Regions from separate parts of the Homo sapiens genome. Here region 1 is linked to region 2. Evidence: chromatin contacts called from ENCODE Hi-C or POLR2A ChIA-PET data. All regions are on one chromosome and are shown on one strand. The core of a region is the stretch at or near the end of the contact, and the rest is flanking DNA. Distances in the headings are between cores, read along the strand shown. Region 1 overlaps SLC28A1 (solute carrier family 28 member 1). Region 2 overlaps ZNF592 (zinc finger protein 592).

Evidence for each region. A loop is a pair of places that touch in the nucleus more often than their neighbours do. ChIA-PET counts read pairs that join two places held with the same protein, here RNA polymerase II (POLR2A). Pooled maps may share reads with other maps.
Region 1: a map of heart right ventricle shows a loop between it and region 2 (1.8-fold over the local background). The contact joins two enhancer-like sites. A Hi-C loop is called at or near these places in 4 of 168 maps with a recorded cell type or tissue (CD8-positive, alpha-beta T cell, Calu3, heart right ventricle and 1 more), 3 of 37 single-sample maps with no recorded cell type and 7 of 50 pooled maps. POLR2A ChIA-PET finds 5 or more read pairs at or near these places in 1 of 52 experiments (activated CD8-positive, alpha-beta memory T cell).

Annotation. Positions count from the first base shown.
Region 1 is chr15:84,913,626-84,916,418 of GRCh38, reverse strand. All of the region lies in intron 9 of SLC28A1 (solute carrier family 28 member 1), which reads right to left. Among named protein-coding and RNA genes, the nearest start is that of SLC28A1, 30 kb to the right of the region's middle. RefSeq lists an enhancer at 902-1,101. Within about 2 kb of position 1,283, at least 21 of the 41 ENCODE cell types and tissues checked have a DNase peak (open chromatin) inside an H3K27ac peak, as active enhancers do.
Region 2 is chr15:84,760,316-84,763,015 of GRCh38, reverse strand. The region is part of intron 1 of ZNF592 (zinc finger protein 592); the gene reads right to left. Among named protein-coding and RNA genes, the nearest start is that of ZNF592, 13 kb to the right of the region's middle. RefSeq lists an enhancer at 1,901-2,402. Within about 2 kb of position 1,300, at least 3 of the 41 ENCODE cell types and tissues checked have a DNase peak (open chromatin) inside an H3K27ac peak, as active enhancers do.

The DNA.
Region 1 (2,793 bases), core at 34-2,533, 150 kb before region 2:
TTTTTTTTTAACAGCTATGTATGGTGGCACACACATGTGGTTCCAACTGCTCTGGAGGCTGAAGTGGGAGGATTACTGGATTCCAGGAGTTCGAGGCTGCAGTAAGTCATGATCATGCCACTGCACTACAGCCCAGACAACAGAGTAAGACCCCATGTTTGAAAAAAAAAAAAAAAAAGTAATCCCAGCACTTTGGGAGGCCGAGGCAGGTGGATCATTTGAGGTCAGGAGTTCGAGACCAGCCTGGCCAACATGGTGAAACCCCATCTCTACTAAAAATAGAAAAAAATAAGCCAGGGGTAGTGGCGGGTGCCTGTAATCCCAGCTACTCGGAAGGCTGAGGCATGAGAATCGCTTGAACCCGGGAGGCAGAGGTTGCAGTGAGCCGAGATCATCCGACTGCACTCCAGCCTGGGGTGACAGAGTGAGACCCTGTCTAAAATAATAATAATAATAAGAAGAAGAACAACAACAACAACAACAACAACAGGTTGAGGTGGCTGGTGGATGCAATTCACTGCAGAAATAGCCCTGAGTGAGAAGAACAGGAGCTAAGGACAGGGCCCTGTGGTCAGTGTGTCATTAAAGGGTGAGAGGGGAAGGAGGAGCCTGTGAAGGAGACAAAGAAATAGCCAAGGGCTGGAGGACGGCCAGAAGAGAGGCAGGATGGAAACCGAGGGGCAGCTTTTCAAGAAGGGATAGTCACTAGCACTGTGTCAGGGGCATCAGAGAACTCTGGAACGGTAAGGACTGAGCCAGACCCCTGGGACTTAGCAACTTGGAGGCACCCATGATCTAGGTGAGAGCAGTGTCAGAGGAAGCGTGGGGACTGAGGCTGATGTCAGTGAGCCAAGGTGGAAGTGAGACATGAAGAAGGGGAGACCACAAGAATGGACAGCCCTTGCAAGAAGCAGCACTGTGCTCACTGCCGGAGACTGGTGAGGGCCCGGCAAGGGCTGCTTTTATTTTTTAAGGAGGGAGAGTCTTGAGCAACCAAATTTAGGCTCTAGTTCAAAGTGAACTGGGATTACAGAATGGACCCTGAAGAGAATGGAGATTCTGCCCGGGCAGCTGGGAGGCAAGCCCTGCTGAGGCCTTTTCTTTCTCCTGTCCCTTCCCAGACCAATGCTGCAGGTTGTATCTGGACTTGCTCTGCTGTCATCTGTCACCAACTTCCCTGTGGTGGGGAAGTCACCCGACAGAGAACACCAGAACTGTGCCCCGTGACTCCTCCTCCCGCCTGGGGCTAGAAACACCTCCAGCACGGGTAGGATGACATCATCCCACACTCCTGGGACTGAGATGCAGAGAGAGTCACGTACTGTCTAGACTGCTTGTCCAGTGGATCCTGAGAGGGACTGCAGGGCAGCTAGCAGGCCTGCAGGGATGGGCCCACGCCAGGAAGGAGAGTGCCCGGGGCATCAGGACCCCACTGCAGCATTGGGACTTTCTCCTGCCAGCAATCAAAAGATTTTCTATCTGTGAGACGGAGAATGGTAGAAGAGAAGCTATGTTTTGGATTAAGTGGGGCCTGTCTAGGGAGGGGAGGGGAATGAAAGAGAAAAGAGGTGGCCCCAATTTTCTAAGGTAGGATAGAATATTAAATAAGGTCCCTGTGGCCAATATCATCTTACAGCCCAGGAAACACCTCTGGGGCCTGCAGGATGTGAGGTGGCAGAACAGGGCAGCAGCTCGAGGCAGTGCTGCTGTGGAAAGGGGAGGCAAGTGCCATTAAATTCCACTGTGTGCCAACCACGAGGGCTTGTCCTGGGCCAGGTCCCTAATATGTGGGGACTCATGAATCCTCATAGCATCTGTGGTGGATGTAACTGTCGCCACTTCACAAATGGGCACACGGAGGCTGTGAGATCTTGGCTACCCACCCGAGGTCACACACCTGCAAAGAGGCAGATGCATTTCCCAGCCACCATGCAGATTGCCAAGGTCCTGCCATGCCCCTTGGGAGGTTTGCCCTGGGAACAGTCCTGGAGGCTTGTTTCTCTGCCTTCAGGGGCAGCATGCATCCCTGCTGGAAACTGAATGTCTGTGTCCCCCTAAATTCATATATTGAAACCAAATTCCCTAGGTGATGGTATTAGGAGGTGGAGCCTTTGGGGGTGATTAGGTTATGAGGGTGGAGCCCTCATGAATGGGATTAGTGCCGTTGTAAAAGAGGCACAGTGGCTCACGCCTGTAATCCCAGCATTTTGGGAGGCTGAGGCCAGAGGATCCCTTGAGTTCAGGAGTTCAAGACCAGCCTCGGCAATATAGTGAGACCCTGTATCTACCAAAATTCAAAAAAATTAGCTGGGCATGGTGGCATGTGCCTGCAGTCCCAGCTATTCTGGAGGCTGAGGCAGGAGGATCACTTGAGCCAAGGAGATGGAGGCTGCAGTGAGCAGTGATCACACTACTGCACTCCAGCCTGGGCAACAGAGTGAGATCCTGTCTCAAAAAAATAAAAATAAAAAATAAAAGAGGCTCCAGAGAGCTCCCTCACCTCTTTTACCATGTGAGGACACAGACGACCAAGTAGGCAGAGAGCAAAGTGGGCCTCAACAGAATTCAACCTTGCAGGGACACTGATCTCAGACTTCCAGCCTCTAGAAGTGTGAGAAATAAATTTCTGTTGCTTGTAACCACCCAGTTTATGGCCTCCTGGATGGACTAAGGCAGTCCCCTTCAAGGAAGAGCCAAGTAAGTCCTGACCACTGCCTTGTAGAAATGGCTTTGGAGGCTGGTCCTGCTAGTACCATAACTCAAGGAAGAAGGAAATTCTAGCTCTTCTAGGCC
Region 2 (2,700 bases), core at 51-2,550:
GACATTCACCACAGCCCTTGCCATAATGATGACACAACTTAGAGTGTTATAAGACCAAGATTAGACAACATTGCTCTAGAACACTGTTCTAGATTAGAGCTTCTTCCAACACTAGAAAGATTCAGGACTATCGGAGCCAAAGAGATTCTAGAAAACCATTAAATTTAAACCACTTACTCTACAAGCAAGGAAACTGAGGCCCAGAGAGGTGAGGTAATCAAATAAGAAAAGGGACATAAACTGAAGAGTTTTTATTACTGTGGAAGATTCCTGTTATTCCTGGCAAGGTCAGGGGGCCCTTGCTTGCCCTTCCCATCAGAGCAGCTGAAGTCTCCTACTCACAGTTACCCTTCAAATCTCTCCACCAAATACAGGGGATAAGGCTTATTTAACCCTCAGACCAGTGCTTCTTAGACCTGGAGCGATCCTAATGCCTAACCCCAGCTCAGACCAATTAAACCAGAAATTACAGAGGTGGAGCCACCATAGGATCCCCAAAATCCGTACCTTCCCCCATGGGTTCCTTAAACCCTCCCCAGCCTGAAGGGCTTTTGCACTTGCTCTTTTCTCCAATCTGATTGCTCTTTTCTCAGATATCTGCGTGGCTCCCTCTCTCACTTCCTTCAGACCTCCGCTCAAAGGCCATTTAATCCATGAGATTTCTCTGACTTCTCAATTTAAAATAGAAGACCTTCCTCCCCACCAAACCCCTCATCCACCAAGCCTGCTTCATTTTTCTCCATAACACTTTTCACCATCTCTTATATTTTATCTTACTTATTATCTATAAATGCATACAAACCAGAATGAGCCCTATAAGAGTAAGATTTGTGTTTATTTTGTTCCTTGTTATATTCCCAGTGCCTAGAATAGTGCCTGGCACATAGCAGACCATCACATATATACTCTAAATGAACACATCAGGAACACAAATCTCAAAATATGACTCATACCAAAAGATCATAAAGAAGCAGCCGTTTGGTTGATTATACCAAAAACACTTCTTCACTGATCTCATCTTGGCACAACCCTTATCAAAAACAGGATAGAAGCCTAATGAAACAGAAACCATTCAGAAATACTTTCAGAAATAAGTATTTCTAGACAATTAATCCAATCCAATGGGTTTGTTCGTCAAAGACAATTTGTTCTGAGAAATAAACATACGGAAACAGAAAATGAACTTGAAAGGTGATGGAACAAATGGCTTTCAGATATCATCTTAGCATATGTGCAGATTCAGAAGAAAGCCTGAGAGCACTGACAGCTGTACTCAGACAGGAAGAGTTTTCAGCAGACCAGAAAGAACAGACAGGCTCCTCTCCTGGGATTACAGCCCGTGAGGTGAAGGTGCCATCTGGGATACTATTGCCTGCTTACCCCCAGACCCCTCAACCTGATGAACACCTTCAGCAACCTGAGGATGACCCTTCCTTTTCCTTTCTCCTACTTACACCCCACCTGCTTCCAAAACTCACTTGAAACCACTGACAACACTTTAAACTCTACCACATTGGAAGCACTGGAAGCCTTTGTCAAGGCAGCCACACAGCAGTTGGGGAGCATCCCGCCATTACCAAGTCTCACTGATGTCATCTGCTCCATCCCATGTCTGCCGACCCCCTGGTCCTTGCTCTTTCCTTGCCCTCTCTGGTCTTTCCCTACTTGGTCATCCTGCAAATTTCTTTAAGACTAATCCTTCCCAAACACCATTTTTATCAGGTCACTTACTCTGCTCAAAAACTCCCTGGGCCGGGCATGGTGGTTCATGCCTGTAATCTCAGCACTTTGGGAGGCCAAGGTGGGTGGATCACCTGAGGTCAGGAGTTTGAGACTGGCCTGGCCAACATGGCGAAACCCCATCTCTACTAAAAATACAAAAAAATTAGCCAGGTGTGGTGACGCATGCCTGTAATCTCAGCTACTTAGGAGGCTGAGGCAAGAGAATTGCTTGAATCCGGGAGATGGAGGTTGCAGTGAGCCAAGATTGTGCCATTGCACCCCAATCTGGGCAACAAGAGGGAAACTCTGTCCTAAAAAAAAAAAAACTTCTTCCTGTAGCCTACCATATTAGGTCCAAGCCCTGGGCCAGGCTTTCAAAAACCTCCATAATCTAGGCCTAAGACCAGGGCTACTGTGTTTTTCAGCAGCTGCCCCTCACTGGTCTTGCAGCACCAACTCACTGCCTCCCTGCTGAACAGCACCAGTAAGAGATGGGGTATAGAGACTGGAACAGACTGGACCATGTCTCTGAACTCCGTTCCTACTGAGAGCATCCTCTTCATCCTCCTCTCTTCCACCCAACCACACTCCTTCTCTCCTACTCCAGCTGCTAGCTACACTGCCCTTTGCTACCCTATCTCTACACCACACACACACCGCAGACATGCACGCATGTACTTTCATTCATTCAATAATATTGAGCACCATTACTGTGTGCCAGGCCTTGTTCTAGTCACTGTGGATACCACAGTGGACACCACAGTGAACAGAACAAATGAAATTCCTGCCCATGTAGAGCTGATAATCCACTGGAAGGAGACAGACATACAGAGACAGATTCATAAAAGTCATACTTATTCTCTTTCTCAACCAGGGCTCCTCATATGACATCAGAAGAGTGAATATATTCTCAGTTCTGAAGTGAGAGAGCAAGCCATGAGAATATGGGGGAGAAGAGGTTTTAGGCGGAGGGATGAA